Regions from separate parts of the Mus musculus genome. Here all the other regions are linked to region 2. A link is a loop called in an ENCODE intact Hi-C map of the cell type or tissue named here. Cell type or tissue: heart. All regions are shown on one strand. Region 1 has its middle 13 kb from the start of Gm52253. Region 2 has its middle 8.8 kb from the start of Gm30726. Region 3 holds the start of Gm52253 (a long non-coding RNA gene). Region 4 overlaps Gm30507 (a long non-coding RNA gene).

Region 1 (8,000 bases), 94 kb after region 2:
ATTTTTCCCATTCTCACTTTCTCTCTCTAGTTGATTCATCTGTTTCTAAAGTCTACAGTCATACATTGTATGAAATGCTCAGAAGAATTTAAAAAAATAGTGTTTAGAAAGAGACATTTAAAGACCTTTTGGAGTTCTAGGAAAATAGTTGAGTTGGTAAAGAGCTGTCTTTGTAAGCATGAGAAGGACCAGAGCTTAACCCTCAGAATACATGCAAAAACAACCATATCTGGAAGCATATATATGCAATTTAGTGTTAGCTTGGTAGAGACACAAAAGTCCTTGGGGCTTGAAGGCAGTCAATCTAGCCTAGTACATGAGTACCAAGCCAGTGAGAGATCTTGTCTCAAATAAAAAAGAAGATGTTGGCTCTTGTATGTACAAACACACACACACCACCACCACCACCACCACCACCACCACCACCACCACCACCACCCTGCTTTTGATTGACAGGAAGCAATGAATCGTTGAGTTCTACAAGGAAGATATCTGAAACATTCTTATCTCTGTCTGGGCCCGACTACCCATGCAGAACTTCCACCTTCCAAATGACACTGAGAAACATCTGTCTGCTGTCAGTCACTCGTCTGCTCCTGGGTCATTTCCTTGTCCCTGCTCTTGAAAAACCCCAGGCTGACACCAGGTCTCAAAGGACCACAGATCTTCTTTAAACAAGCCCTAATCATATAGTTTCAGGAAGCACCAAGAACCTAACTTCCTACTGTGAAGGGATTTGTAAGATGGGTCCCAAAATTCAAGTTTAAGGGTACAAGTTCTCACTCTGCCACTTACTAGATGTGTGACCTTAAACAATCTACCTAACCTTGTGTGACTTGAGAGTCCTTCTGAAAATAATGTATTGCTCTACAGTACAGTATAAGGCACAAAGCACTTATGGTAGCCTTATTAAGACACACAGAAATGAATCTATATCATGACACCATCTATCCAAGTGGGTATCTTTAGGGCTTCTCTGTCTGTCACATCTTTTGAAGAAAATCCTGACATTTAGTACATACATTGTCTTTTCCATGTAAATTCTCTATATCACACCCTGGGATAGGACCTGAAATGTCAATAAGCTCCTTAAACAAGATTCCTATACAGAAGAAACTTTTCACGTAAAAGGGAGCAGATGTCTATAATAATGTTGCTATAAAGACAAGCCCTCTGCCAAAAGTGGGTATTGTGGATACATGGAAGATTGTCAAGGGGGGGAGTCAAAGAACCTGAACAAGAAAAGGATTCGCTCACTTTGAGGGAAGAAGGGAAACTAGGAAGTCCAGAGTTCTGTGTGGTGCAGTACGAAAGAAGTGAACAGGAGAATGGAAGAGGAATGGACTTGAAGTGACAGAAGGAAGGCAGAGAGGCCTAGAGAATGGGAAAATGGTGGGGTGGCTAGGAATGATGGGGAAGGGGTACAGAGTCAAGACGGCGCAACATCTCTCTATGAGAAGGCAGATGCTTGGAAATCCTGGGTGATATTTTCAGTTGTCATGACTGGGGCCATGGGGGGAGGGGTGGCTGGGGGTGTGTGTGTGGAGGTTTCCTGGCATCTAGTTGGTAGGCCAGAAATGCTGCTAGCTACCCTGGAATGCAGGAAAAAAAAATCCTCCTTTACAAATGAATGATCAGGGTAAAAATGTCAGTAGAGTCAAGACTGAGAAACCCTGGGGTAGCCAGACCACACAGGACCTAGAAGTGTTGCTGAATAGAAGTGTGTACACCGGGTAGGGCTTTCTCTGAAAACTAAGAGGGAACCGCTGGAGTCTTGTCGGAGGGAGCAGGTGTGGTGTGATTGTATTTGCTTCCTTTAAAGCCACCCCTAGCTTCTGTTGGGGACCAACAGCTGGCAGGCCTTGGCAAAAGTAAAGCCAGAAGTGATGATGGCCTACACCCAGCTTGTCTCAGGATGTAAAACCCAACATTTCCTGAACTTTGAGCTGGCGAGTGAGTTTACCTGGATAAACTAGGAAGCAGGGAAAGTAACTGGTTTCCCAAGAAAGGGAATTGGGATTTATAGGTATATGGGTCTTGCTCCTGGTTGAGCCTTTCCTCTTCTCTTTCCTGCTGTAGATCAGTCCCCATCAACCCCTGCTGTGTTTGGTAGTTCCCAGGCAGGCTGCAACACCTGCTCCAATGTGCTCCCTAGCTTTCCCTCCGAGTCTGCACTTCTATAGAGATCCCCACTCTTGTGAGCTCTCTCCTCAGCTAGACTCACCCTAGAAACGACTTGCTCATCACTGTTCCAAAAACCCTCAGGACCCCCCCCCCTTCCCTTTGTGAAGTCTTCTGTCTGACTACCACTTCAAAGGCTTTGAAAATGAAACATCTATCTCCTTTGAAACTGTATTTCCAGCAAGTTCCGGAAAAAGAGCAGTTCCCTATATGCCTAGTGCCTGGTATATACATGTTACCAGGATGCCAAGGCATTTCCAAAATGATTAACACCTTTGATACTTTTAATAAAAATTGTTTATTATGGATTTCTGTATCTACATCATATAACTCCAAGTACTTTCTAGAAGAAAAAGAAGAAGGCTAGGTTCAAATAAATCTAATTGTCCTATGGATTTTAGGTTTGCAAATTGTTTCTCCAGTGTTTAATTTTAGTGCAGATATCAGGGGAAAATAGGTTCTGCCTGGGAATGAGAAATGAAGAGACTGGATTTACTCATCATAGTCTACTCCAGAAGTGGACTGGAGTAAATAGCCTTGCACCACTGTTCTGTGGAAATGCCTAGACTCACAGCTGTCTCAGGAGTCTCACAGGAGCCCCGCACAGGCTATAACAAGCTCTAGCAATCAGGGACCTAGAAGCTAGGCAAAGCTATGCATGTAAAGTAACTAGACCAAGAGAATAGAAAAGAGTGGAATCTACCACCAAACATACCAGATGTGTCCTTGTTACAAAGCATCCCAACAACTAAGAAAACTGCTTGGTGGGGGAGGCCAAATGAGACCCGTCTATAAGAATTGTCTGCCCATTTGCCCAATAGAGGACATTTCTAAATCTGTTTAAGAAAAAACTAAAAGCTAATAATAAAAATCAAAGGTCTTAAGATTACATTTTAAATAGCCAAAGAGAAAAAAAAATTGACCAATATATAGCAATTGAATGCACACACACAGAATGGTTGGCAGAGTGAGAATTCTTTCAAAACACTGAGGTTCTCTCTTGTGATTTTGGTAATACTGGTGATTACATAAGGACGAAGCTACTCGTCTCTCTCCTTTTGCCTAAGCATCCCCTGGCCATTGTTCCTTGCTCCTCATACACAAAACAGCACAATTACATTCAAGTGTGAGGTCAACCCTTGGAAGCAAGGAAAATCACAATCCTTGCTGAACCACTGTCCTTAATGTGTACAGGCACATTTGTAAGCCAAGCAAAGTAGGTCATCAAAATCTGGGGGGACATATTAACTGTAATGCCTAGCACATAAGAGAGCACATTAAAGGCAGACTTCCAGTCTTAACTCTTAATCTCTTTTCCATCTTTGGTAGATTTAAAAGAATCTGAGATTCCAAGCACAGCATTATTCTTCCCAGGGCTACAGCTGTGTGTTGCTTGCTATCTTGGGAGGAGATTTTTTTTGCACAGGTCTACTGAAATGCAACACAAGAGAAATGCCATTTTAACAAATTTCAAGGGAGAAGAAAGTGTACTCTTGCTTTTGCTGCAGTGGAATTTTGTTAGAGTGGAAAATGTTCTATAGTAATCACACAGATAAAAAGACATGGGATTTGCAATGGGAGGAAATGCTAACATTTCCACATCTATAGAATACAGTTCTTAAGAACCGAAAGACCTTTATGTATGTTCGACACTGTTCTTATCCTACAGTTCCATTTTGGGGGATATACAGATCACTTTTAGAATTTTTGGGTTTCCTCTGTGAGACAGGCAGAGACAGTGAAAGGTGATCAAATTGGATGGAAATATTGGGGCCAAAGTCTGCTAAATATTCCAAGCAAAACTCATGCTGACATTGAGTCTCTCTGTGAGATATTAAAAGGTGGAAATAGAGGGGAACTTTCAGAAGTGATTAGTTCATGAAGGTTCTACCTCAGAATGGATTAGTTCACTCAGAGATGGACAGACTAACAACAGTCAGTGGGTTACCTTAAGACATACGCAGTTGGTTCTCTCTTGCTGATCCTATTTGTGCTGTGGATGGCCCTGGTAATGTTTGTATTTTGATGTTAATTTCACTTTCCCAGGAGGGCTTGTCTGGACTGAGGAATGAGTCACATACTTAGGCCAACTTCTTGTGGACCTTCCCCAAATGAATAAAGGGACCAATTTCTGAGTGAGTAGGCAGGACTTCTGGGCTGGACTGAGGAAGAGAGGAAGCAGGAGAGAGTTAGGGGCTTTTTGGACTTGGATAGGAGGGGACAAGATGTAGCTACTAGTGTCTACTGGCTTATATGGTGAATTCATCAGGATTTGCCACTGGAGGATTTAAATTTAATATGGCTTACAAGATTAGACTTCTAGTTGTTGTACCCAACGACTGAGTTACCATAGTTTCTGAACTAAGTTTGTGTGATGTTTGCCTTTACACAGCAGATATGGTGGCAAAGCATGAGTTTGCCACATGTGCACTACAAAGGCCATGGGAGTTTTGAAGCACTGGGCTGTTGTGGTAACGACCCACCAGTAGGAACTTAGTGAGCTGGGTGGAGAGATTTTGGAGCTCTGAGTCAGAGTCTCCACAAGATAAGAACTGGCTGGTAAGTCCACAGAGGCTGAGAGTTGCTGGGTGAGTTCTGGATACAGTTTGGGAACTTGCCATTCTTTTTTGTTTTGTTTTGTTTTTTTTGTTACGTATTTTCCTCAATGACATTTCCAGTGCTATCCCAAAAGTCCCCCATACCATCCCCCCCCCCACTTCCCTACCCACCTATTCTAATTTTTTTTGGCCCTTTGCCATTATTTTTTAATATTTCCCACAACATACATGTGATTCTACAACTTGTAATCCTTAATCTGCTAGAATGGCCTCACCAAATTCCGCCTTTGATTTTGGCCTCCATCTTTATAAAAATATAAATGTATGTTGGTGAATTACTAGTCTTACCAGTGTCAGATATTCTGTTGTGGCTTCAGGAACAGACAAGACAAGAGCTTTTGTAATGACTGTATGATCCCACACATGCTGTAACCTCTTTTTCATGTCTCAGACCATTGGGGTAAGATAGAGACCCACTCCACCATTACTAAATGTCTAAATCATCCACTCAACAACTGTTGTTGCAGGACAAACAGAATTCTAAATGCTATATGTGGAGATATCTTGATAGACAATGTTCCTCTTTCTGTGGAGTTGACTTGAGAGAGAGAGAGAGATATCTTTATTATGAAAGGAATCTGGTGAAGGTCTGAAGGCCTTCTTGGAAGTTTAAAGACTTTCCCTTTTATATCTATTACAAAGAGAATCTACCTTCAGCTTCTAGAGCCACATACACTGTGTGCCTTTGTCTCCTTCCTTGCAAGGCCTGCCTCCATAACACATGGGGACCCTGGTGATTATAGTTGGACCATCCAGATAAAACACAAGAATCTCCTCACTTGGGATGATGACCTTCATCATGGTTACACAACCTTTTTTCATTTTGGAATATATTCACCATCTATATTTTGTGATTATCTGCAGATATTTGCGGGGTGGTTATTTACAAGTTTTTTGTTTTGTGTGTTGCTGGCGTTGCTGTCTAGTGTAAGTCATTCTTTCACCCACTACTTTCTGTTTGAGAGGTAAGGAGGAACAGCATAAGAGAATCACAGTAGTGAAATAGACACTGCCAGGCAGAAGCTCGGCTCTGATTCCCCAGAAGCAATGACAGATGCTATCTGTCACTCACAGTTCAACAGAATTTCCTCCGATAACTAATACTGGCAAAGGAGGCAAAATATATTTTGGTTTTGGAGTTTCTGACCTCCTTTGGTCAATAGTACACAAATGATCCAATTTCTTAATCTAATTACTTAGTTTTAAGAACTGCAGAATTTTAGTATTTATGATCTGCAATCTAGTATTCTCTGGTAGGTCAAATGAAAAAGTTGCTCGTGGTCATGTTAGATACATGTCTGCTAATCATGAGAAAGACACTAACTACATGGAAGGAGGAGTTCAATTTCCTTCCAGTTCTAGATAGGTAAGATTTCATCATGGCAGGGGAGCATGGTGGCAGACTGGCATGGAGGCAGGAAAATCACACCCTCCATCATAAACATGACACGGAGGAAGAGAGAACTACTAGAAAGGGGAGGCTAGAAAATCTTCAAGCTCATCTGCAGGGTCATGCTTCCTCAATGAGACTGTACCTCCTAAACGTCCCTAAACAGTGTCACCAATCAGGCACCAAGTGTTCCAGTCCCTAAGCTATGGGGGACCTTGCTCATAGAAAGTGTTACATTGTGTGTGTGTGGGGGGGGGGGGGCTTCATATCAAAAGAAAAGTAGAGAGTTTACTTAAGTGGGCTTTTAATTCTTGCAAAAAATAAAATAAAAAGACATTGAATCAAAAAGAGATTAACGTTTTTTCCTGAGAAGCTGGACCCAGAACCAAAACTCACTGTATGATGTCATCTTTCATTCTATTGAGCTATTACATTCTAGATAGGTGTTCTGTTTCCTAATTGCAGCTGCTTCTGTGTGGGCATAGGGCAATAGGTTGGTTTGATGTTCCTCTCAGAGAGCATGCTCCTCTCTGCTTGCACAGAGGAGTAGGTGGTAAATAATATTTGTTCACTGAAGGGTTGACTCAGTCCATTGCCCTGTTTTGTTCCTAGATCAGTGATGGTGAAACAGAAGTGTCTTGATTTTGAGGGTTCCCAAAGGCATCTAGCATTTTTTCTCATTTGTAAGTTATGCTAAATGGCTACCACGCTGTTTGCAAAAGACAAATTCCCCATCTTCAGTCAGATCTGATTCTTTCCTGAAAACACTCTGGTGAGGTTCCTATCTTAAACTTTTTGTTCAATTTATTGGAATCCCTTAGTCATCCAGATTACTTTATTTGGAGGTTTATTTTAGCTATACAGTATTTTTTTAAGATGTATCTTCCTATTTCAAAGAAGTCTGAAAATTACTAATCCTGTCCAGCAAATAACCCTCCCCCACAATCAGATCTGTAGGAAAGGGTATGCAGATTAACAGTAAGAAAGCTCAACATGTTATGAAAAAAAGGAAATAGCCCTGATGATTAATAGAAATTTGGTTGCGTAGATTAGAAACTAGATTGACACCAGTGGGCATGCTTCACCTTTGAGTTGTACTCTGTGCTTTGCAGATAACGTAATAACTACCAGCAGCTTCCAACATGCTCCTAAAAATAATCTATTGAAGTAACCTCTGAGAAACACCGGAAATGGCAAGACAAATTGATCCACATAGAGAGGAACAAAGGAGTTTCTTGACAGCTGGGGGACGGGGGGGGGGGGGGGGGAGAGAGCTGGCTAGGGCAGCTCCCAGAGGCAGAGCTGGGTGTGTCTCCTGGGTGGGGCTCCAGCCAGTGAAGTTCAGGGAAGAAGGATGGCTAATCTCTGAGCAGGTGGGTGAGCACTGAGCTACACTCAAGACTTTCTGAGTCATTGGCTTTGAACTCCCCTCCTCATGCCTATTGCACAAACAAAACTATTTCTAGGCCCTCTCTTAAACTGTGTTTAGGTAGGCATCACTTTTTACGATTAGTATAATTTATAATCTTGCATGTACTATGTAAATCAGGACATTGGACCAAATACAAGGCTCTGGTTATTTATATAGAGGGCCAGCTCCTAGAGCATTCCACTGATTGATTTTACTCCAGTTCGTAGTTAGGAGGAAAACACAAGAAAGGAACACTTTCATGCTCATCAAAAAGCATTTCTGAACTGTTAAAAGGAAAGAAAAGTATATTTTCCATATTTTAATTGCAGCCTTGGGAAAAATTAGAATGTATATCATATTCTTTTAAAAATGCTATTCTGTAGTGTTAACTGTTACATGG
Region 2 (8,000 bases):
GGCTCTGCCATAGCCTAACCGATACAGATGTGAATGCTCTCAGCCAATGATCAGACTGAGCACAGGGACCTCAATGGAGGAGTTAGGGGTAGGACTGAGGAGTTGAAGGGGATTGCAACCCCATAGGAGAAAAATCCAATATCAACCAACCAGACCCTTCAGAGCTTCCAGGGCCTAAACCATCAACCAAAGACTGCACATGTGCCGGTCCATGGCTCCAGTTGTATATGTAGCAAAGGATGGCCTTATTTGGCATCAATGGGAGGGGAGGCCCTTGGTCCTGTGGAGGCTTGATGACCCATCATAAGAGAATGCTAGGGTAGTGAGGCAGGAGTGGGTGGGTGGGGGAGCACCCTCCTAGAAGCAGGGGAGGGGAGATGGGATAGGGGTTTTTGGAGTGGAAATCGGGAAGGGGAATAACATTTGAAATGTAAATTAATAAAGTAACTAATAAAAAATTATGATATCTAATATGTTATATACTAAATTTTAAGATTGTTATAAGAAAGATTCTCCACCACATTGTTTGGGTTCCAAATAAGACCTCCCCGAGTACAGTGCATCCAGAATACTTCAAATGGAAGGAAGGGTGCTCAGATGCAAATCTGACCCTTCCCCAGTTCTTCCTCCCAAGCTCCTTTTTTCTGCAAGCCATGCAATCTAGACTCCCCGTTTCCCGCACCCTAAGCCAGAGGCTATCAACTAACTAGCTTGCTTTTTCCCTAAAGATACCCATAAACCTAGAACTATGATTCGAACCTCTTCTGGCCTTTCTGTGGAAGGTGACCATAAGCAAGTCTTTGGCCTACCTTATGTGGTAGTAGGTCACAAGACCCTCCTTAGAAGGGACCCTCTTCTTCACCTGGGAGGAAGGAAGACAGTACAGTGAGGCCAGGTCTGACAGGGTTGGGTGGGGCTTGCTGTTAGCAAAGGATGGCTTTAGAGCATACTCTTTTGTCTTCTATATAGGCAGAAGTTTCTTCCTCACTGAACACAATAGCAGAAAATATAGTGTCAGTTTTCCTCGACTCATTGTGATGTCATTTCTGTAGTCTCCTGTGATACCTGTACACTTGACCACACACATTTGTTTAGCTCTTCTCCTGATCTGTCTTGGTAAGTTTTTATTTCAACCCTGGATTGGTATCCTACAAAGGCCAGGCAAGCCCTCCCTCCCATGAAGTGAATCTCTCTTAAAACAGCCACACAATAAGGCACACGAACAAATCTTTTTGTATCTAAAGATGTGTCACTCATTTGTTCCTTGGGATTTGATTTTCTAATATTTAATTTTGTAACTGTGTTACATTAATAGGACACTAAGATATCTTTGCTTTCCAGAAACTACTTTTTCATTCTGTGTTCTTCTCTTGGCCTCCTGGACAGAGCTGACCATTTAAGTAGTCCTGCTTGGACATCATCGTCAATATTCCTGAGGAGATCTTTGTTCCTGAAACTTATTAATTAAAATCCTAATGAGAATAATTTGATTTCACTGTTTGATTTTTTTCATTCTGTTTACAATCCAATGGGATTTTCACTCTTGATGTTATTAACTGCCACTTAAATTGTAATCTTCATTTAGTAGTCTTCTACTAAAAAGTCCATAACTTTTTTCAGTTTTCATTTCTCTCATTCTTTTTCAGAGAATTTGAGCAGGGCAGATGATGGGGGGGTGAATATCACTAAATTTTGATATCTTATGAAATATTTCAAAATAGAAGTGATAGCCTTGATACTATTTCATTTATATAGCTGTAATAAATAATGATCTATTGTCCTAAAGTCTAGCGCTACACAGCAGAGAGGATCCAGCCTCCACAAAACAGTCTCCTCTCTCTTTCTAGGACTTAGAAGTAACACAGGCAGCTATGGTGCTGCTGATAGATGCTGGTGCCCTAAGAAAAGTCATTCTTAAAAATTACAAATCCCATGACAGGTTATTTATAAAATGAATCTGTGGCAGCTACAGGTACCTATGAACCCATTCTTGAAGAATTATAGAATACTAACTGTAGACAAGCAAACACATATATTCAGGGGCATCCACACAGAGAATATGTAGAGTACATGGAGAAGAAGGGGAGAGGGGGAGGGGAGGGGAGGAGGAGGAGGAGGAGGAACAACTTAGAAAGGTTCTAGAAAACAGTAAAATAGCATAGTCAGAAGGATGCCATGTGAATGTTAGAGCCAGAATATTGCTGTGAAAATGTAACCCTCTTTAGTTCAAATTTTAGCCAGTGATCTCTGAGAGTATCATGGAGAAATGAGAGAGAGAGAGAGAGAGAGAGAGAGAGGGAGAGAGAGAGAGAGAGAGAGAGCTTAAATAGATCAATTTTAAGAAAAAGATAATACAGGGAAATGAGGCCCAGGCTGAACACAGAGTGGATGAGATATATAAAGAAAAGTGTGCATGTCATAACAAAGGGAAAAAAAAAAATCAAAGATGACTCAGAGACTGGGAGCCTGCTACCTGAGCAAATGACCAATCCATCCCCAGCACAAAGGAAGTCAAAATGGAGTGTTTGGGGAGAGAAGTTAGTGTCAGCAAACTCAATTTAAAAAATCCCAGAGGTGGAAGTTAGGAAAGAGGAAGGGATTAAAATTGGGACGGAGGAAACATGGTCAGACAGAGCTAAACATTGCTAAGACGATGCTAAGCTAGCATTCCCCAATGCATTCCACTGGCACTGATCTGAAGACCTAATAAGGAGAATGGCCGGTTTGTCCAACCAGGTAGATCAGAGGCTTTCTGTTTGCCTTTGTGATCAAAGTCACAAGAGAGAGTCTTTATGAGTCGTCTTTGCTTTTGGCAGTTAGCTTAGTCACTGAACAGAGCTGGAAATTAAAGTGGGTAACAACTCCAAAGTCCAAGAGGGCTCTGAATTAAACATTTGGATTTTCAGAATTGACCATATTACTCATAACTCCCTTATCTTCTGGAAAAACACTTAAGTTCCTTTAAGGGTAAGGCTTTGTCGCACAAGTCCTCAGCCCTTAAATGTTATATTATACTTTAATACTTAACACTTTAATATATTAAATATAAAATGATACATGAATACACACACACACAGGAGCTAAAGAGAAGTTGGCCTAACTTGTGAACAGTTCACGCCCTCGTTTGTCAAAGCATAAGAGAAGAGAGGATTAGGCCTAATTTGTACTCTGGGGTCAGTTGAATACTAAACAGGGGCAGACTTGCAATTACAGTTAAACTATAGTGTCTCTGAGATTTAACAGTGAGTCAGCCCTCGGGTCGCTACCATAGCGACGAGCTTTGTGGACTCATCAAATATTATTCTCAATTTACAAAAAAAAAAAAAAAAAAAAAAAAAAAAAACTGTTATGGAGGCAGACAGGTTAAGTCACTTCTAGAAGATCCTAATATGTCAGCAGGAAAGGGAAGCCTGAAGCAACAGGCTTACTGCACAAATACCTGTGTCTGTGACCTCACACTGGATACTGTTCCTCCCTGAGCCTGGACTTCCTGTCTAGCTAACGAACTTAGCTAACGAGCAAACACACACCTCTAAATGACAAGGAATGGCAAGACTGCTATTTTTTAAAAAGAAGAGGATAGAAAAACAAACAAACAAACAAACAAACACAACAACAAAAGTGACTTAATTTATTCAGGACTAAGTAGGACCTGTTTGTTGTTGTTGTTGTTGTTGTTGTTTTATTAGTGGGAAGATTAAATATTTCCCTGGACTTTCATTTTAGAAATAAACTTAGACAGCAGCATGAATAAACATGAAACAAATGTATTTACTCGTGTTTTATCTAGCGCCTTTGAAACGATGATGTGGACTGTTTCCACCTAGAAAACTGAGTCAGACAGTGATGTAAAGGGTCACTTCTTGAACAGCAATCATGAAGAGACTGAGCTACCGGTTTCTGGCTCAGGCCTTGCAGAAATCTTGAACCAGGACACCGAAGAGTTAACCGGAGGCCCAGACAGTTCCCTGCTGATCTGGTAATGAGAGAGAGAGCCGAGCTGCTGAATGTCAATAGCTCCTTGTGAACTTGGGTAACCCAGCTGAGCCCTGAGCTTGCCAGAGCTGGGGGAGGTAATCAGCTTGACCTTTGTGACCTTCCTGAGGCTCTGCTCTGTCCTGCCTGGAGAAACCTCTTTGCATATGATTTCCACATGCCTCTCCGTTGAAACCCTTTCAGGAGAACTGGACCTGAGTCAGCCTCAAGACGCAGCCTAATAGATAGAAGTTAGTCATTGCTGACGAGAGATTGCACAATACTGTAGGTGCTTGGGGGGAAAAAATGGATGCAAACACATCCTGGCATCCTGGAAACCACAGAAAGATTTCCAGCAACTGCTATGACATCTGTCCTTACAGATTTAGTAAAATGTGACTTATGTTAGAGTTCCGTCGGCCCTTCGCATACACCTATGGAGTTCTAGTCTACCGCTTCTGTTTACCTTTCTGATTTTGGTAGTTCCCGTTCCTTGAATTGTTTACATATTACTACTCTGATTGCCAACCAAGAAGTCATGTATGATGTGCCACAGATAGGTTAAGAGGCTATTTCCTGCCATTTTTGGTGTGTTGTTACACAGCCATTCTTATTCATTTCAAAACCTGAAACCTGAACAATCACTTCAATCAACCCCCATGTGTCGAAAAGTACTGTTCGTAAAAGAATGATGTTATTCATAAACTGAGAATAGGCATCCGAATTCTTAACTGCATCCCTTAGCCATGTAGACAATTGATTTGTATAATGAACCTTAACAATCATAGACTGGAAATTTATAAACAACTCCTATAACAATTGAGAGAAGTCAAATCCTGAAGACTCTTACATGTTACAAAAAGAGGTAGTTGGCTCAAGCACATAGCGGGCATTATTATCAGCTTTAACTCAAAGACACATTATTCTATCAAGGTGCTGGTACCAGTTCCATTGTTACTTTGTGGACTAAAAGGCAAGAAGGTCGCATTTTATGGTAGGCTAAGGAAGCAAACAAGACGAAAAGGTTTGTGTGATCCAATACTGTAAAACATTCTGTACTTTGTTCTTGGAACGAGCATGCGTGGTTGGAAATGCAGAAGAGATAAGCATCTTGCTCCCAACTCTGTTAAATTGAACATTATACCCACTGTTTGGTCTGAAGGAACACAACCCAGTTATAAACCCGACAAGGAGCTGAGGGGGGATTGAAGGTCAAAATTACTTGAAGGACATGGCCCCTGTATTTTTTATCACAACTGATAAACACGAAAAGTCTACCTAACAACTGTACATCAGCCCGATTTGGCTGTTTCTGGCTCAGGTACCTTGTACTTGAAGACGCAAAGGCCTCTGAACAAATATCTTCAGAGTCTGAATCCTAAAGTAGACTGGGTTTTCAAAACACATGCCACGTGCCCATGTCACTACCTGCTAAGATTCTGTTCTGTCAAGCACACTAATAAACTACATGTCCCGGGTTGATTTTTTAAAAGCCCGTAAATCAGACCACAAGAAACCTGGTTATTTTAGTGAAGTCTAAATTTGTATAGAGATTCTGCTTCTTAGATGGCATCAGATGTTCATGTTGCCCCTAAAACACTCCTCTTTACAAAGATCTGTAGAATTCCCCATAGGCAAATATAAAGACAAACTGTGCCATGTCTCACCGGGCTGAACTGGGGCAGCCAAGAGGGACCCACTGCTTCGTGTGACTTATCTGCTTGTCCTTTGGTTCTACAGCACCACCACCCACACTTTCCCAAAAGGAGAAGATCTTTATCAAACGTTTCGCCATAAATCAAAGCCACTTTGTGGAGCGAAGAAGTGTGCATTCCACCAGAGCGAGACATATTTATGCGGTACTCTACAAAAATGAGTTCCTGCTACCTATGACCTGAAATAAATGAGGAAGTCTCAGAAATTGCTATGGTAACGAATGTTAAGTTAAACACACACACACATGCGCGCGCGCACACAACTTTTTGTCTATTTCTACAGTCTTAGAGACAAATATAATTTTCACTGGTTAGTTGCCTGGATATACCTGAGGGTTCACAATGATCTCGGGAAGGGTGTGGTGTCTTAAACTTATTATCCCAGCACTTTGGAACTACACACTAAATTTCAGGCCAACCTGGATTCCAGAGTATAACTTTGCAACTTTGCTAAAGAATAAAAAGCAAATAAAACCTATTTCCTTTTCTTTTTTTCCTTGAAAAAATATAACCCAAACTTCTCTTTAGATTTTGAGATCCCCCTCCAATATGATGGGCTTAACCCTCAATAAATGCTTGAGTTGCACAGGGGAAAGTTATAAGACTAGCTGCATATGAAGCAGAAGATGGCCTAGTCAGCCATCATTGGGAAGAGAGGCCCCTTGGTCTTGCAAACTTTATATGCCCCAGTATAGGGGAATGCCAGGGCCAGGAAGTGGGAGTGGGTGGGTAGGAGAGCAGGGCAGGGGAAGGATATGGGGGACTTTTGGAATAGCATTTGAAATGTAAATGAAGAAAATATCTAATAAAAAAACTGAAAAAAAAAAAAGACTGGTTGGTTGTAAGCAAGTGGCATTTCACCAGCACAGTTTCAACCTAAACAGTGTCTACAGTGTGGACATTGGAAAGCCTGTCTGAACAAGCATGTCAACACATTTAAGAGTCTTGGAACAGAGTTCCCAGGGTCAGAAGGACCACGGGTCACTAACTAGAACTTTACGGAGCGGAATTCTTACATTATAGATTTGCTATAAATGAAGCTTTGGGTTCTATAGAGTGAGAGAGAGGTCAACTCTTTATGCTGATCAGAATAGATTAATACTCACATAGACTGATGGCAAGATAGGTCTTTCAAGCTGGATAAAATGGCTCCTCTGGTGACCAAAGGATTTGTTAAAATATTAACGTCAAAAATGTTGTAGCTATCTTTGTTTCTGTGGGGGATAAACCTGTGCATTTTCAGATCCTAACTCAGGACCAGGGGCAATAGACAAGGAAATTCATTCTAAAAGAGTGGCGTTTAGCACTTCTGCAAGGTTTGGCGTCCTTACAACTTCAGAAGCTCTTTATTCCATTATTTCTCTTACTCCTCGTGACCACAGGAAAAGTGAATGTGGTAAATACTGCTCCATTTCAAAGATGATGAAACTGAGACCTCACTTAAGAGACTAACTGTAGTCAAGTTCTCAAAGCTGGATACCAGAGGAGGCAAGACTCAGAGTCTGTTTCTGGGTACCAAGAACAAGAGTGGGAGATTTTGTTCTGGTTTGGTTTGTTCTCTTCCCTTTTTCTTATGACAGGGTTCTCTAAGAGTGTGCCATTTGCTCCAGGGAACTACATCTCCCATGCAGAAATGGCTGGAAAGTGATAAAGACTCCCTACCTTGTTGTCCAAAACCAGTTAACATCAAATTGTATGAAGTTGTGGCTAAAATTGACAGCCTCCTCTTGATGCATTTAGTTTTATAGTTTTGGGGTTCACTATTATTTTTGAAGACTTTTGTCTGAGGAATACTAAGAATGATATTCATCCCATAGAACAAGTCTATTTTGATTTATTTATATATACACACATGTGTACATTTATATATGTATGTACACATATATACATTTATACATATATATATACATTTATACATATATGCATACATACATGTGTGTACACATGTGTGTACATATATATATATACATATACATAGTCACACATACACATATACATACATACATACACACACAAACACACACACACACACACACACACACATACATACACACACATATATGGTTGAGTCTCACTATGTAGATTTGCCTGGCCTCAAATCCATAGAGATAACACTCTGCCTCTGCCTCTGCCTCTGCCTCTGCCTCTGCCTCTGCCTCTGCCTCTGCCTCTGCCTCTGCCTCTGCCTCTGCCTCTGCCTCTGCCTCTGCCTCTGCCTCTGCCTCTGCCTCTGCCTCTGCCTCTGCCTCTGCCTCTGCCTCTGCCTCTGCCTCTGCCTCTGCCTCTGCCTCTGCCTCTGCCTCTGCCTCT
Region 3 (8,000 bases), 110 kb after region 2:
CTAGAAAGGGATCCTTCATTTCCTCTTTCCCTGGAGTTTCTGAGGGGGCTCCAGCAAATGGTGAGGAGTCTGTGAAGATGACAAAGAGGGACCTGACAACTGGGTCCTAGTGCATGCTCTTTGATTTTCTTTACTTTTTTAATACCATCTATTTATTGAAGAAAGACTTGGTGCTGTTCATATGGTTTTGGAGAATTTGAAAAAAAATATGTCTAAAGAAACTTTTCGGTTGTTAACTGGTTTCTAAAGGCTACTGGGGCACTAAGACTATCAGGATTACAATGCTTATTCCCTAATTATTTTCCGCTAATGGATTTTAATTATCAGAGGAAACACACTCAGCAATTTTATTATGCATATTGTCCTTGTGATATACTTAATTGTCTACATTTTAAAATTATTAGATCAGTATGTCATTCAACAAATGATGTTAAGCCCTTCCTTTGTGTCTAGGACACTGTGAAGCGCTAAATGAAATACCAGACAAAACAAAGTGCTGTGCCTGCCTTTGATCCACCTAAACTCTGGGGTCAAAGAGAAAATATACCACAGTAAGTATGTGTCTCTTTCAAGTGCTTGAAACCTCATGAGTGCTTGGAGAATGTCTTTTTGAAAATATTGCATTCCATTGCTGCAATTATGGAAGAGAATATCTAATAATATTATTAAATAATAATTTCTCCACAAATTGGTGTGTGTGTGTGTGTGTGTGTGTGTGTGTGTGTGTGTTATCTTCCCAAGTAGAGTACAAGCTAGCTGGATACTACGTGTTACACTGTCTTTGCCTTCCCATATCTTTATTCTCTTAGCAGCATTCTCATGACTAGGAGACCCTTCTCCCATAATTATTGTTTACTTCTTGCTGCACGGTAAGAACAAAACTGAAAGTAAAAAAGATATGAAAGATGTCACCTGCATCCTTTAGCTGACCAGATTCTAATCAGAGTGTGATAGTTACTATGAGCTGACAGATCGTCCGATTTCTTTCTTTTGTGTTGGAAACGGAATGTTGGATGCTAATTCTCACCTTTGCACGATGTGTGGCAAACTGGCCTTCAGTTATGACATCTAAATATAATACTAGTGACATCTGGGCATTGTAGTACCATTGGATGTCACAAAAGTTTCGTACAGTTACTGGGGAAAGATTGCTACCAATGCAAGAAGCCATTATTAGCAAGCCAGCTTCTAAGAGCTGATGAGCACCATCGTGGTAAGACGGCAGGACGTTTTGCAGAGGCAGGCCATCACTTTAAATGTTCATTTCACGCTTATGTTTCATCTGGCCCATATTTTTGAAGTCACTTTCTATCGTGCCTCTCTTCTCAACACTGATTTTATTTTGACGGACTCCGCTTCCCTGGAGGAAGGCACATATGGAAAAACCTGGGCACCACTGAGCTGCTAATAATAATTATCCTCTGCCCTTTCTCGGCTCCCTTCATCTGAGGATATCAAAGCACTTTGCAAAGTGGTGTCTATAATTACCTCCATTGTACTAAAGGAAAACGACAAGGGGTTTACAGGTTGACGATGGAAAGAAAGAAAGAAAGAAAGAAAGAAAGAAAGAAAGAAAGAAAGAAAGAAAGAAAGAAAGAAAGAAAGGAAAAAGCACAAAGTCCCAGTCCCTTCTTCTGTCTTCTCCTCTTCTGGACTCCAGGACTTTAAAGAAAAGGGGACCTGTGCTAGACTAGGGGATGCAAGAAAAAGAGGATCAAGTCTTCAGGATGGGCTCTTCACTCCAGTAGAGACTATTTGCAGTCAGAGAGCATTTGAAGACAAATGGCCGAAGCACTAAGCAGCAAAGCCCTGGAGGGCATGCTCAAATTCTGTTAATGATACTAATCAAAGCCTTTGAGAGGGATTGCCAGTGAACCTACTAGAGTGGGTGGCAGGTTCTCCACATTGCCGGGCCTGTGCTATCTTCTTTCCCACCTGAGTAAAACAGCTTGTAACTGGAAAAGCACAGAAGTCTACATTTCCCACAAGAAGCCGAGTTGAGGGCTAACAGGCTGCCTTTCTCGTTCTCCTGAAGGCTACAAGGGTTTTGGGATTTGAAGGGCATCAGCGGCTTCCCTTTTGTTCCTTAGGACATTATTTATTCTTAGAATACTCAGACTTCTCTTTCTCCGTTCTAGTTGAAGAATCAATGGTATATCTCAAACTGATAAGTTTCCCCTAAAAAAATGGAAAAAAATGGAAGAAGTAGAGAGGACTTTAAAGAAAAGGGGATCTGGGTTAGACTGCCATTAGCTGTGGGGCCTAAGAATTGGTAAGAGTGGTTGTGGTCTTTTTGACAGGAGCTATGGCCTGAGGGCTTCCAGAACAAACGAGAAGCTAGGAGCCATTAAAGCTGTAATGCAGTGAAGTGTTCAGGCCTCCAAGTTATTCGGAGAACATCTGGAAGGTGGAGAGGGCACTGGGTATTATATAAATGTTACGAATACATCCCATAGCAGATACTTGGGAATATTTCATTGCTATTCATTTATACAAGAACACCAAGACTCTTTATACATATAATAAAGCTAATTTTACATTTAATAGACACAATTTTATTTCGTGTTAATAAAATCAGAATCGTATTAAATTTTAGAAGTGAGTAAAACTTTTATAACATTAGGATTATCTTTCTGGCTTCTAGTTGCCAATTAAAATGTTCTTGCTTCAATCTCTTCAGATTTAAATTGAGTTTTATGATGCTCTCTCTATCTTTCTCTTAGGAGTATCAGCATTGTTTTTAAAAAAAAGGTCACACTAGGTTGTCTTATCGAGGTGGCTCAGAAGGTAAAGTCGCAAGCTTGGCAAGTTGGGTTTAATCTCCAGAGGCCGGGAGTAGGAGGAAACCAACTCCACGAAGTTGTCTCCTGACCTCTACACGCATGCTGTCTATGACAAATGTGTCCTCCAGCTCTACACTCAGAATAAATAAAATATAAATGAAAAAAGGTAAGATTTTCACAACAAGCTGTTTATTATATTTATTTTTCATACCCTCTGTCATGCACATCTCTTATCTGTTTGATTTTTGACACAGGGTCTCACTCACTGTGTAGTGTAGCTCAAGATGGCTTGTTCTCACTCTCTCTCTCTCTCTCTCTCTCTCTCTCTCTCTCTCTCTTTCTCTTGGTTTTTCGAGACAGGGTTTCTCTGTATAGCTCTGGCTGTCCTGGAGCTCACTTTGTAGACCAGGCTGGCCTCGAACTCAGAAATCCACCTACTTCTGCCTCCGGAGTGCTGGGATTAAAGGCGTGCAAAAATGACTTTCTCTTAAATCCTCCTGCTTCAGCCTTCCAAATTCTGGGATTATAAGCATGTGCCACGATGTGCTTCCTGTCATATTTTTAGCTGAATGATAATGGTTTTATTTTGTTTTGTGTTTTTCTGATCAATAAGGAACGGAGGATGCTTAAGTCTAGGAAATTTTAGCCATTACTTATGAAGCATCTATAAAAGGTTTCACTGTCTGGTTCTGAGTTAAGACATATCTTCCATCATTTCATCCTTAAAATACCACTGAACTCGGCACTTGCGTTATTTGCATTTTACAGGCTAGGAGATTGCCGCTTAGAACATAAGTTTTCTGACTTTGTCTCATAGGTTAAAAAAAAAAAAACAAAAAACAAAAAAAAAAAAGATGCAGCTATCATTAGAACCCAGGTCACACTGCCTCTCTTGCCGACTGCAACTTTAACCTGTTACATAACTGATTCTTAAGTTTCTGGTTCTGCGACCTCGACCTTCGCTGTGTCTAGCTAAGTCATCACAGACCACGAGCCATTGCTCTCTGCTCCAACATCCTCAGCCAGTTTGGCATACATGTTTGATCGGGCTGGAAACGTCGACGTTAATAACCCTAACACGTAAACTCCCATGCTTTCTTTAAGCCTGGGAAACTCCCCCTCCGCCCCCATGCCTTGGTCCACTTTAACGGCTAAAATGCCCTCTCCCAGAGATGACCTTGCTGAGTGTCGTTTCTTGGTAAGTAGATCTCTACCGCCGATGACTTTTGATTCATCGTCACGCTGCTATTTGGTGTCAGTGAGGAGTACGCTGGAAGTGGCCGCCCATCTTGTGCTCGTATAAAGGGAAACAGGTGGCTGGTCATGTTGGACGCATTCCCTCTGGCAGCGGTGGGAAAGCTGCAATTTGTATTTAGCATTTTAATTGAGGCTGGCATTTGCAGAGCCACTTTTCTCTTTATAAGTCTTTTCAGATGAGAGAAAACCAAAATAGAAAGTATTATAACTCCTTCCTGTGTCGTGAACATTTAGCTCCTGAAGGCGAAACTTCCCTGTACTTTGCTCAGAGCATTTGCCTGCTCTGAGGCTAACAATCAGTTGATGGGAAAAAAACAAAAAAACAAAAAAACCGAGTACTCACAGGTGTTCAGGGACCAGGGAGAGTAAATGTTTTTGTCAACATTTTCATCAACTTTCCCCCACGATCACCAAGACTCTCCAAATAGAATCTGCTGACTTCAGTGCAGGGTCAGTGTTCCAGTGACTCACACAGCCAGGTAGCAGAGAACAAACAGGCTCAACAAAAGAGATGGCCTATGGAAATGGGAGTTCCTTATTGCTAAGGAAAGCTAAGTTTTTTCACAAAATTGTAGAACCCGGCAGGGGCAGGGAGGGATCCACTATTGTGGTGCCTACAGAGTCTCACTTAGCCGGAGCCTCAACAAATGCACACACCCTCTAACAACTGCTTCCCTCCCCTTCCTCTCCCAACTCCTAGAGTGCACCAGAGGCATTCAGTTCCTCCGTGAAAACACTCCTGAACCAGATCCAGCGAGGCTCCTACCCACGCCACTTCCCAGAAGCTAGCCCTGCCAAGGTCTCCAGTAACATGCTCACTGCCAAAACCAAATGGCAAGGCTCCATCCTGATGCTCCCTGACCTACGTACAGAATTTGACACTGCTGATAACCAATTACACAACTCTCCCTTCTTGGCTTCTGAGCCTCTTTCCTCATTTAGCCGGCATCTCACTCCATCTGATTTAGACACCCCTCTGCCTGTATCACCCCCGCCCGCCTCCCAAGGGCTTGCTCCTAGTTGTTTTGCTGTCCGCGTGTTTCATCTGTGGCTGCCTCACAGGTAGCACAGGTCACTATATGTTTATTGTATTAGAATCCCGGTGCCTAGACAGTGGTTGTAAAATAGGGAATGCTCAAAGATGTCTGTTGACTCTACACACATACTTAATAGATCAATTACTGTATTTACTTCAGTCCTGTCTATTTGCCTGGCTGGAATTCAAGACACAGGACCCATCCATCATACTATTTCTTGGTTTTGTTTTGTTCTGCACAGGTTGTCATTGTTCCAGCCTGGCTTAGAACTTACCATGCATCAGAAGATGGCCTTGAACTTCCAATCCTTCTGATTTCTGGGATTCTACGCGTGAGCGACCATGTCCAGTCTACTCAGTGCTATGGACAGATCTCAGGGCTTCAAGCATGACCTACAAACACTCCAGGGACTAAGCTCTGTTTTACACCCACCCCCTCCATTTATATTAAACAGAAAGTGTTTGTCTTTCCTTCAACTTTCCCCACATCCAACAACATCCATGCATGAATAAACAACACTGATAAATAACAATGGCCCTGAATAAAACTCCTCACTTACTTGGTTGTTTTTCAATTTCTTTTTCCAGTTCCCAATTAAATCTGCTTTTTCAGTCATGACATTTTCCGAATGGGATTTGTCTTCGTTTTTAACACTTCCAGTAGGTTTTTACGGTATTTGTGCAGGATAAATTGTAAAAAGCACTCTATGTTCAATCGACATTTTGTATTGTAAGTACTTGCCCAGATACATTACAGTGTGGCCAATTAATATGTGTTGAGTGACGGCCCCACGAACAAATGGATTTTTGTGTATTGTTCTTCAATTTGATCATTAAGGTCATCCTACGTGTGAACTAGCTATTCTATTATCTGATTACTTTTGTCATTTTAATTACCAAGGCATATAATCCCAGAGGTGATACAATCAAAGGCATAGCAATCTATTATTTCAGTGAAAAAATAGAAATGTAATTCAATACATTTAATTCTGTCTAAAGGTTTATACGAAACCCCTCATCTCCTGATTCCATTTGGCTATGAATCTCCAGAGAATTCCAGGTCACAGTATGTCATCACCATAATTACTCAGTTTGTTGATGATCTTCCCATCCCTGTGTGTCCGTGGGGTCATGTGTGTCCATGGGGTCATGAACAGGTTTTCACCACGTAGCCCAGGCTGGCTTATCATCCTCCTATCCTTTCACTTGAGCCTCAACTGCTGGGATTACAGTTGCTCCATCACGCTGGCCCAAAGTTATCTTTCCCATTTATTACTTACTGTATGCTAACACTTCCTCGAGGCCATTTTTAAATTTTTCTGTATAAATCATCTTAGATCCTCATTATTTTTAGATGCCTTGCTGTCTTAGTTACTTTCTATCGCTGTGAAGAGACAGGATGAGCCGGACAATTTATAAAAGAAAACATTTAATTGGTAGCAGATTACAGGTTCAGAGGGTTAGGAAAGCCCATGCCTATCATGGTGCGGAGCATGGTAGCAGACAGGAAGGCATGGTGCTAGAGCTAGAGCTAAAGGTCTACTGCTGGTCCACATGTAGGAGGGAGGGAGGGAGGGAAGGAGGGAGGGAGGGAGAGAAAAAGAGAGAGGAGAGAGAGAGGAGAGAGGGGAGAGAGAGAAGAGAGGAGAGAGAGAGAGAGCGCGCTAACTGGGATGGTATGGGCTTTTGAAATCTCAAAAGCTACCTTAGTAAAACACCTCCAACAAAGCTACGCCTCCTAATTCTTTCTAAACAGTTCAGCAAATTCAGAACAAGCATTCAAGTGAGCCCACAGAGCCATTCTCATTCAAACCAGCACAGAAATGTCCTTCCTCCTGTCTTGGTCAAGTCTCTGAATATATTACAGTGATGTGTCTGCTAACACAGCTCCTCTAGCGATCCTTCTCTTTACATGTCCCGTTAAATAGATGGACGGATGGATAAGCAGACAAGCAAATTAACTTCCAGTGTATTTTATTTTAAAATTTCTTAATACATTCTTCTAGGACTAAAGTCTTACTCCAGAGAAATATTTTATTTTATCCTTGCAAAGTAAGCACAGCTTTCCCAAATTTCAATAAACTGAAATTGCTTATATTCCAATGCCATTATATCTGTGGTCCTGTTTTTTTTGTATTTCTGATTATAAACTTCTAAAAGCAAGAACTGTTATTTATTACACTCAATCTCAAACCTTTTAGCACTGTTCTGTGGGGATAGAGACAATTAAAACATTATAAGTCAGCTAAACATTATTAGATACATATGTGAAACTACACTGATATCTGAAACCTCGAAAATCAATGGGCTCTTCCCCCTCTGACCAGTATATTTATTGAGCTTTGCTAGAGGGTGTGTATAATCAAAAAATGGACCCCTTCCATTCTTCAATGATTCTCGCTAGATCAATAGTATTTCCCGTTTAGTAAAATGTGATGTCTCATGACTTTTCATGGCAAGCTGTGTAATTGGAACAGATTCATTTGACTAGCATGAAGAGTGGTGAATCACAAGAAGCCTCACAATGAGCTAAAACAGAAGCCTCTGTGGCTAGTTTTCATCCTAAAGAGAAGGCCTTTTCACTTTGTTGATGCTTTGACCCCTCCGAGTTGATTATTTTACTTCTGAAACACTTGTATTCCAAATTCCTATTTGTGCTACTACAGTCAGACTCCTGCCCCCAACATTTTAGGCCTTTGATAAAATATAAATGAGCAACAGCTTCCTGCTAAACACAAGTTCCCCTTCTGGCTTTGCCTTGTCTAAATGTTCCTCTTGAATGCCCAGAGGACTTTCCCTTCCTGCTTGGCAAAGTCCTAAATTAGTTTGAATCACATTATTCTTACATCCATTGCATGTACCTGCATTATGATTCCAAGGGTAATTTGTGTCCTTTAACCATACTGTGCTTATCATCAATGCTT
Region 4 (8,000 bases), 340 kb after region 2:
TCTCCTCTCCTCTCCTCTCCTCTCCTCTCCTCTCCTCTCCTCTCTTTTTCTTTCCTTTCCTCTCCCTTTCTCTTCCTTTCTTTTCCATTCTTTTCTGGCAAAAAATTTTAAATTTCACCTTTCTTTATAGCTGAATAAAACTCTACTGTTCACATGTACCCCATTCTAATTACTCATTTGTCCATTGATGGCATATGGATTGATTCTGTTTTCTAGTTATTGTGACTAGAAAAACAATGAACACATCCATGGAAGCATTGCTGTAGCAGGAGATGCAGTCCTCTGAGTATATATGAGAGTGGCATGGTACTTCTGTTTTCAGTTGTACATGAAATCTCCATATTTGTTTCCAGAATGACTTCCCCGACCAACTGTTTGTAAGGATGGCTTACCCTCCTATGGACAGAATATAAGTTTCTCTATATTTATTGTAATTTGCTACTTTAATGATAGCCATTATAACTAAGTAGGAAGAGAGATCAAAGTAGTTTTTAGCTTACATTTATCTGGTGGTTAAAAATGGCCAATACTTTAAAAAACTATTCCTAGACATTTGAGGTTCTTTTGAGAGCTTTCTGATTCTATGGCCTGCTTTTCAGCTTAGTTGTTCATGGTTTTAATGCTTAACTTTTTTTCCTTTAGTTGGCTGTATTTCAGACACTAATTCTCTGAATTAATATTTAGACACATGTACAGTTGGCAAAGTCTTCTCTGGAGGCTGCCTCTTCACTCACTGATTGTCACTTTCCTTTGTTATATAGAATGGTCATAGTTTCATGAGGTCTCCCCTCCATCAGTTGTTGGCTTTATTTACTGTACAACTAGAGTCCTGCCCAGGAAGTCCTTACTGAGTCTGTATGTCAAAGTATAATTCCTATGATTTCCTCTGGCAGTTTCAGAATTTCAGATCTTACACTGAGGTATTTAATCCATTTTATGTGTGTTTTGTGCAGAATAAGAGATAAAAATTTGATTTCATACTTCTGTACGTAATATTCAGTTTTCCAAGCACTGTTTGTTGAAGATGCTGCCTTTTCTCTATGCATGTTTTTTGGCATCTTCACCAACGTTTGGGTGGTTGTAGTTGTGTAGACTTCTATCTGTATCCAGTGGTCCATTTATCTGTATGTTTCTCCATGTGCCAGCACCATGCTGATTTTGATATTGAGGCTCTGAGGTACAACCTGAAGTCAGGTATGGTGACTTCTCTAGCAGTTTACTTCTTGTTTAGGTTTGGGTTGATGACCCAGGATTGTTTATGCTTCCACATACATAATATTGCTTTTCCACATTTTTTTGAGGAATGATGGTGGGATTTTGATTGGAATAGCATGGGACCTATAGATTGCTTTTAGTATGAAAGTCAGTTTCACAATATTTCTTCTTCCAACCCAAGAACACAGGAGGTCTTTCCATCTTCCAATGTCTATATCTCTGTCTGTCTGTCTGTCTTCCTTCCCTCCCTTCCCTCCCTCCCTCCCTCCCTCCCTCCCTCCCTTCCTCCCTCCCTCTCTTTCTTTCTTCCTCCCTCCCTTCCTTTCTTCCTCCCTCCCTCCCTCCCTCCCTCCCTCTCTCTTTCTTTGTTTCCTTCTTTCTGTCTCTCTCTCCCTTCCTTCCTTCCTTCCTTCCTTCCTTCCTTCCTTCCTTCCTTCCTTCCTTCCTTCCTTCCTTCTTTCCTTCCTTCCTCCCCCGTCCCCCTCCTCCTCCTCCCCTCCTCCCCCTCCTCCTCCTGCTTTTCCTCCTCTTCTTCTTTGTCTTGGTTTTTCAAGATAGGGTTTCTCAGTTAGTCCTGACTTTTCCTGGAATTCTCTCTATAGACCAAGCTGGCCTCATATTCAGAGATTTGCGTTCCTCTACCAAGTGCTGAGATTAAAGGTGTGTGACACCACAGCTTGACTCCAATGTCTTCTCTAATTCTTCAGTATCTTAAGGTTTTCATCGTAGGAATCTTTTGTCTCATTGAATAGCTTTATTCCAACATATTTTATTTTTCAATGCTAAATATTACTTTTTTTACTGGAGTAGGATTTAAATACATGAAATAATTTTGAGAGGTATCACATGTATATAGCGTCCTATACTAAGGCATTACATACATCTATTCATTTAGAACTTCAATTCCATTCTTTCAAAAAAAAATCCCCACCGTGTTCTAATTTTATATGGGTATTGTTTCTTAAACTTATTTTTGGTTCCATAAATGTTCAATGTTTCTATTATACATTACAGGTAGAATATTTTACTTTCAGCCAAAATGAAATGGATCCCATACTGGGGCTTACTGAGAAGCAACTGTGGCTTGTAGAAACCATCAGATATGTCACCACTCATGAAGAATAGAGGAAGAGGAAGGGAAAAGCATGGTGACTGCCTCAGCATTTTTAAGATCTCTTGTTCATCTTTATGTCAAGGGTCCACACGCATATATGTCTTTCTTCAAAAAATACTGGAAAACTAGAGGACATGGGAAGACTTACTGTAGAACTATTTTTGCTTTACTTTTGGGGAAATAAATGGAAGGATGTATATTAACTCAGAGTGGATATGCCCTTTGTGTATGATTGAGCTTGCTCTGCTATATAGTCATATAGTTCATTGGTTGATGTAGGCAAACTATGGTTATGAACTTGACAAGCCCTAACATATACATGGTCATAGAGTGTGAGGTTTTTTCGGTGTCTCAAGGAACCTCAGCATATTAGGAACTGGGAAGAATCTTGTTGAGACTGTAGTATGGTTGTTTGAAAAAAATACAGTGCAGGGCTTAGTGGTCTTAAGGTATGCAGTAGACTTCCATGGTGAACTACTCTAAGCCAGGCTTCTGAAAACTATAGTGCTCTATTGTCTCGAGGTTCTTTGGAGTTGTTGGAAGCTACAGGCCACCTCTACAATCTGTAGGGTAACTCTTTGTTGCCTTTCCTGATTCTCTTATGGTTCTCCAGAAATTTTTGGTTGCCTTGGTTTGGGAGTGCACAACAATCTGTCTGTACTGTCACATTGTGTCTCTAACATCAGAGACACATTTATGGATAAGAGTACCAGAAATATTGGCGGAAGGGTCAGCCTACTCTAGTATGACCTCATCCTATTACAAATTACATCTGCAATGACTCTACTTCCAAGTAAGGTCATATTTCTGGGGCCCCAGGAGTTGGATTTTAATGCAAATTTTTAAGGAAAGTAGCAATATCATTCAAAAATATTAAATATGTGATGTCCAAGCACTCACTGTGTTTTACATTGAAGAAATGATTAGTGGCTTTGGAGAGCACTGAGATCAAACTCAAAGCAAAGTTCACAGCAGTGGCTTAGTGAGTGTCAAGTGGATAAGGGTCCCTGTGAACAAGAGAAGTGCATAATCCGAAGTCAACAGAACGCTGAGGATTTGAGAGTCTTTGAGAATCCTAGCTGCTCATCAGTGTACAGTGAAGGAGTCTTAAGGCAGCAAGTACATTTTCTTAGTGAAGTAATATAGAATGAAATGCTCTAGTTCACTAAAGTTTATATTTATATGGTTACTAACATAATCATGTGTTTGGTTATGTGCTTCCTGTCAACACAAACTCTTAGACTATTACAGTCAGTTCAAAAACACTTATACTGACGTAAGCTTATTGGGTTATATGAGAGTACATGTATACTCACATGTTTTTCCATACTTTATAGTATTCCCCAAGAGTCAAAACATTGCTCAGTTATAAAACGTAGCCAATTTGTCATAACACAGTGGTCTAGAAAGAGAAGGGCATTCACAGTTTATAATCTGAAAAGACTGCTTTTCCCTCAGAGTCTAGAGAAATCACTGGTTCATTTTTCTATGAGGAAGTCAAAGTTTGTTCAACATTTGGAGTTTCTGACTCTCTGTTTCTCATGCACAGGACCCTGGGTTCAGTTCCCAGAACTAAAGAAACAAAATTGAATCCCCTTTGTTCAAACTTGGCAAGACAAAGTAATTAGCAGTGCTTCCAGGTTGTTTTGTTTCCTAGTGTATCGTATATTTAAATATACTTTATGTGTTGTGGATGTTTTTCAGTGAAAATGGAATGTTTTTATAGGCAATTAGTATTTTCAATTAACTAATTGATATTAAAACTGTGTATAGAAGGTTGTTTGCTTCAGGATAGTATTGGGTTTCAATAATAACTTTTGATTCAGGAAAATTCTATACAAATGTGTTCCTATTTCCTTTTCCTAATCTCTCTTGAGAAAGCAAACACGAGTGAATATGTACTTAGCATTTGTTGGTGGGACGGAAGGACTGCTTGGCTCAACTTTGAACCTGGAGCATTTTTCTTTCTAAATCAATGAGTCTTTCCTGCTGAAAGCTCTACTGGTAGAGAGAGAAGCATTAGAGCCCAGAAGCAGGGGAAACCATCCTTGACAGGTTCAATGTTGCCCCCCTCAGGAGTGTCTATGCAATGGAACGTTGCGATCACCGCCCAAGGGTTTGAAGTGCTGAGGTGCAGTCAAACCTTTGAACTTAGGTTGAAAGAGCAAGTGAACATAAACAACACAGAAATCACTCTTCTCCATCTGAACTGGAGGCCGAAGAAAATGCTCTCTATTTGTGTGTGCAGAGCCAGCCTTGCCCTGAGGGGAAAGATGATTCTTTTGATAGCCTGGGAAGTAGCATTTTCTGTAAGAGAAGTTCTTAGGTTATAGGAACTTTCTGGTGACTCACACTAGCTGGCTTCTTCGGTTGAGCTGGGCAGCCCATAATCTCTTCGGGTTCAGCTTTAGGAAATTGCCCCCTAATGGGCTTTAGGTGACAGGCAGTGTCTGGACGTAGGAAGGGGAATTATTGTAGTTGACCCAGAATGGACATGGGACTTTGGAACCTCCTGGATAACATAGTTGCTTACCTTCTTGTTATCAGCCTGAAAAACTTAATCAAGTGACACACTTTTAGTCCCCTGACTGTCTCATGACCAACGGGAAGATCTTAGGCAAAGCTCAATCCAGGAAGATTGTCATAAAGTTTTCGACTGGACTCTGCCTCAGGAAAAGTTTAGCGTGTCCTGGCTTGCGTTCATAATGCTGACTCTGAGAGCTTAAGGTTTTGCCTTTTTTTTTTTTTTTTTTTGTGCCCTTTGTGGTGTTAGGAAGCAATCACAGGAATGCACACATGGTAGGAGATGTTCCGTCATGCAGGTGTATCCCTAGCCTGAAGGAGTAATGTGTTCTGGAATACAGTAAGTAACGTTCTTAAGCTCACGTACAGAACACCATGTAGCAGATTCATTCCTGTTTTTACAAAGGCTGTGGAATGGAGGAACCATAGACTTGCTAAAGGTTAGTGATGTCAGGAATGAGGAAAGACTTGTTCACGTGGAAGAGAATCTCATCCAAAGCTATGGCAATACTAAAACATTACTGTGGCAGCTCTCTCTTGCACGTCCACGCTTGCCCAAGTTTGCTAGGCAGAAGACCCTGGAGTCCATTTCAGAGGAACGTTTTGTGTTCACAGTGACATGGCTGTCACTCTTACAAAGCATCTGCTTTCTGTGCCATTAATCACACTTCTTTTACAAATATAATTAAATAGAAGTGATGACAAATTGGAGTAATGCTTTTATCTTAATAGTAGGCTTTAAGTATTTGGCTGATGCTATGATGTCTTTGTTAGACACGAGAAAGAGGATTATAATATACAAAGTCATGAAATATTTGTTCTATGCAAAGAAAGGAATCCTCAATCATTTTTATTTACATTCCTGTACAACCTGGGTCAGTCTGCCCCAGGAAATTCTCTTTTCTAGAGAAGTCTGCACACTGACCTCGTAGAGTAAACTTAGAGCATGGAACAAAGTCAGCCAAGGCTTTTGTTTGTTATGCATAATTATTGCCAGTTTCCTAGACTAAGACAGGGAATCATTAGTCTAAATAATTTTGGACAAAACTGATTTATTACTTAATTTAAATTTTTTTCATGTTCTTTAGATAGTAAAAAAAAAAAAAAAACAACAACATTTCTCTTCACTTTAGGATAAAAATAACAAACCAATCCATTAGTTACATAATTTTAGATTCTACTTCACCAGAAACATGTATTTTTTTTTTTAAACAATTGATTTTATTTTATTTTTTTAAAAAGATCAAAGACAGTCAAGTCAGGGACATGTCTTTAGCAGTTTGCATTGGTATAGTCGATTTAATTAAATAAAAGAGAAAGTAGAAGAAATCCCAGTTAGTTATGGAAAGTTAAACTATGTTATAAATATGGCTAAAGTAAGGGAATTTGTATGCCTTATATTTTAAAGGCACTGATAGGGTGGAAATAGGAGTGGCCAGCAGGGGGCTTTTTAGACTTCATCCACCTTCCAGTGTAGGAAACTGAAATGACTTTTTTCCTAAGAAAGGAACTGAGTGGGGAAGCTGAGCCCCTGTGCTTGGACAACAGTCAAGTTCCCTTCTGCTAACTCCTGTCTTCCTTTTCCCTCTCCAATCTTATTTTCCAAGACCTGGTAGGTGTGGCCCACGTGCTGGACTGAGTTATCGCAGGTCTTCAGTCCTCACCTTACACTCCACCTCTGAGAGCTTCCTGGGGAGGAATGGAATGATTGCTCCCTAGTAGAGATAAACTGAAAGGGGGTTCAGAGCAAAACGAAAAGCACATTTTAGTTATACGGGTGATGTGATAGTTCTAGAGAAAATGGCTTCATCTTCCTCGTGGATTTGCAGGGAGCACTCTGGAGCCAGGACTGGAAGGAGTAAAGGAGCGCCGGACAAGGCAGTCTTATACGACATTCTTTTGTTTGTTTTTGTTTTTTGGTTTTGCAAGACAGGGTTTCTCTGTGTAGCCCTGGCTGTCCTGGAACTCACTTTGTAGACCAGGCTGGCCTCGAACTCAGAAATCCGCCTGCCTCTGCCTCCCAAATGCTGGGATTAAAGGTGTGCGCCACCACGCCCAGCCTTATACGACATTCTTATTTACTTATTTTATTCGTTTGTGTTACTCTTATTGCTTTGAGTCAGGGTAGCTCAGGTTTTGCTGTGTAGCCCAGGTTGGCCTTGAATCCATGATCCTCCTATCTCCATCTACTGAATACTAAGATATTAGGCACGAGTGACTATGTCTGCTTTTAATGAGCCATTTTAAAAGAATGTATTTTCTCAGCAATTTGGAAGTATGTGACGGGTGTCCACACTGGTGAAGCCATCTAGAAACAAATTCTCATTGATTCTGCTACACAGCACCAAACTATCTACATTCAAAAAAATTCACTTCCCATTTTTTTTCCTTCTCTATATCTATTTTCTAAACATAGGCACATTTTAAAAGTGAGGCAGAGCTATTCACAGAGAGTAAATAAAAGGTAAAGACATTTTGTGTTAACTGAGCGAAATCCCAAGAGAAGTGAAAGCTGACCTCATCTGATTTTTCAAATAAGAATTAAGTCTTGACAGAGACATCCAGCCATGTTTCTAAAATTAGCTTAGATGTTCCAAGTAATTCAAAAGTCAGGAATTCTCAGTTCAATGTTCAAGGTACAAAATCCTTTTAGAATTTTGTTTTAACTTGAAGAAAATGAAACTTTGATTGTTGAAATAAGGCAGACAGTTGAGAACAGCTGGCCTAGGGGTCACGCTTACCAAACTGTGCCACACGGCACTGGGACAGGGGTTACTAAGACCAGGGAATGAGCCTGTGGCTTCTTCATATGCTGACAGTGGAAGCCCAGATTGGGACGGATGGTACACAGGGCCTTGCTGTAAAGTACAATTCAGAATTCAAGTGATCTGAACTCATGTGCTGGGTTCCACACCCCCAGGGGGATGTTTTAGAAAGTGGGGCCTTTGTTAAGAGATGAGGAAACTAAGAAAGAGCCCGGATCAATGTGGTCAGTGACATGGTGACAGAGGCCACAGAAAGACCCCTTCATACCCTGCACTCTGAATATACACAGCAAGAGGACACCGGTAGGAGAGACAGTAGGCAGGGAGCTGAGGAGGTGGCTGGCTTAGTCAGCACTTGCTATGCAAGGCTGAGTTCTTGAGTC

Evidence for each region. Peaks named below come from ENCODE experiments on the same cell type or tissue, not always from the same donor. Only the 100,000 strongest peaks of a DNase experiment are listed, where the experiment ranks them.
Region 1: a loop joins it to region 2, with 2.2 times the contacts of the local background. A loop is called at or near these places in 5 of 42 quality-filtered maps.
Region 3: a loop joins it to region 2, with 2.4 times the contacts of the local background. A loop is called at or near these places in 4 of 42 quality-filtered maps.
Region 4: a loop joins it to region 2, with 2.0 times the contacts of the local background. A loop is called at or near these places in 3 of 42 quality-filtered maps.

What each region holds. Positions count from the first base shown.
Region 1 is chr16:76,441,533-76,449,532 of GRCm38, reverse strand. No RefSeq gene overlaps it. Among named protein-coding and RNA genes, the nearest start is that of Gm52253, 13 kb to the right of the region's middle. In heart, a CTCF peak has its summit at 4,647; a DNase peak (open chromatin) is centred at 4,682.
Region 2 is chr16:76,535,970-76,543,969 of GRCm38, reverse strand. No RefSeq gene overlaps it. Among named protein-coding and RNA genes, the nearest start is that of Gm30726, 8.8 kb to the left of the region's middle. In heart, no CTCF peak of the experiment used is centred here; a DNase peak (open chromatin) is centred at 4,079; H3K27ac peaks cover 995 bases.
Region 3 is chr16:76,429,394-76,437,393 of GRCm38, reverse strand. It overlaps Gm52253 (a long non-coding RNA gene), which reads right to left and starts at 4,583. Exons shown (of 3, transcript XR_003951937.1): 1 at 4,384-4,583; 2 at 3,961-4,142. In heart, no CTCF peak of the experiment used is centred here; a DNase peak (open chromatin) is centred at 4,883.
Region 4 is chr16:76,198,785-76,206,784 of GRCm38, reverse strand. The region is part of intron 2 of Gm30507 (a long non-coding RNA gene); the gene reads left to right. Among named protein-coding and RNA genes, the nearest start is that of Gm30507, 47 kb to the left of the region's middle. In heart, CTCF peaks have their summits at 4,408 and 6,281 (motif pointing right); no DNase peak of the experiment used is centred here.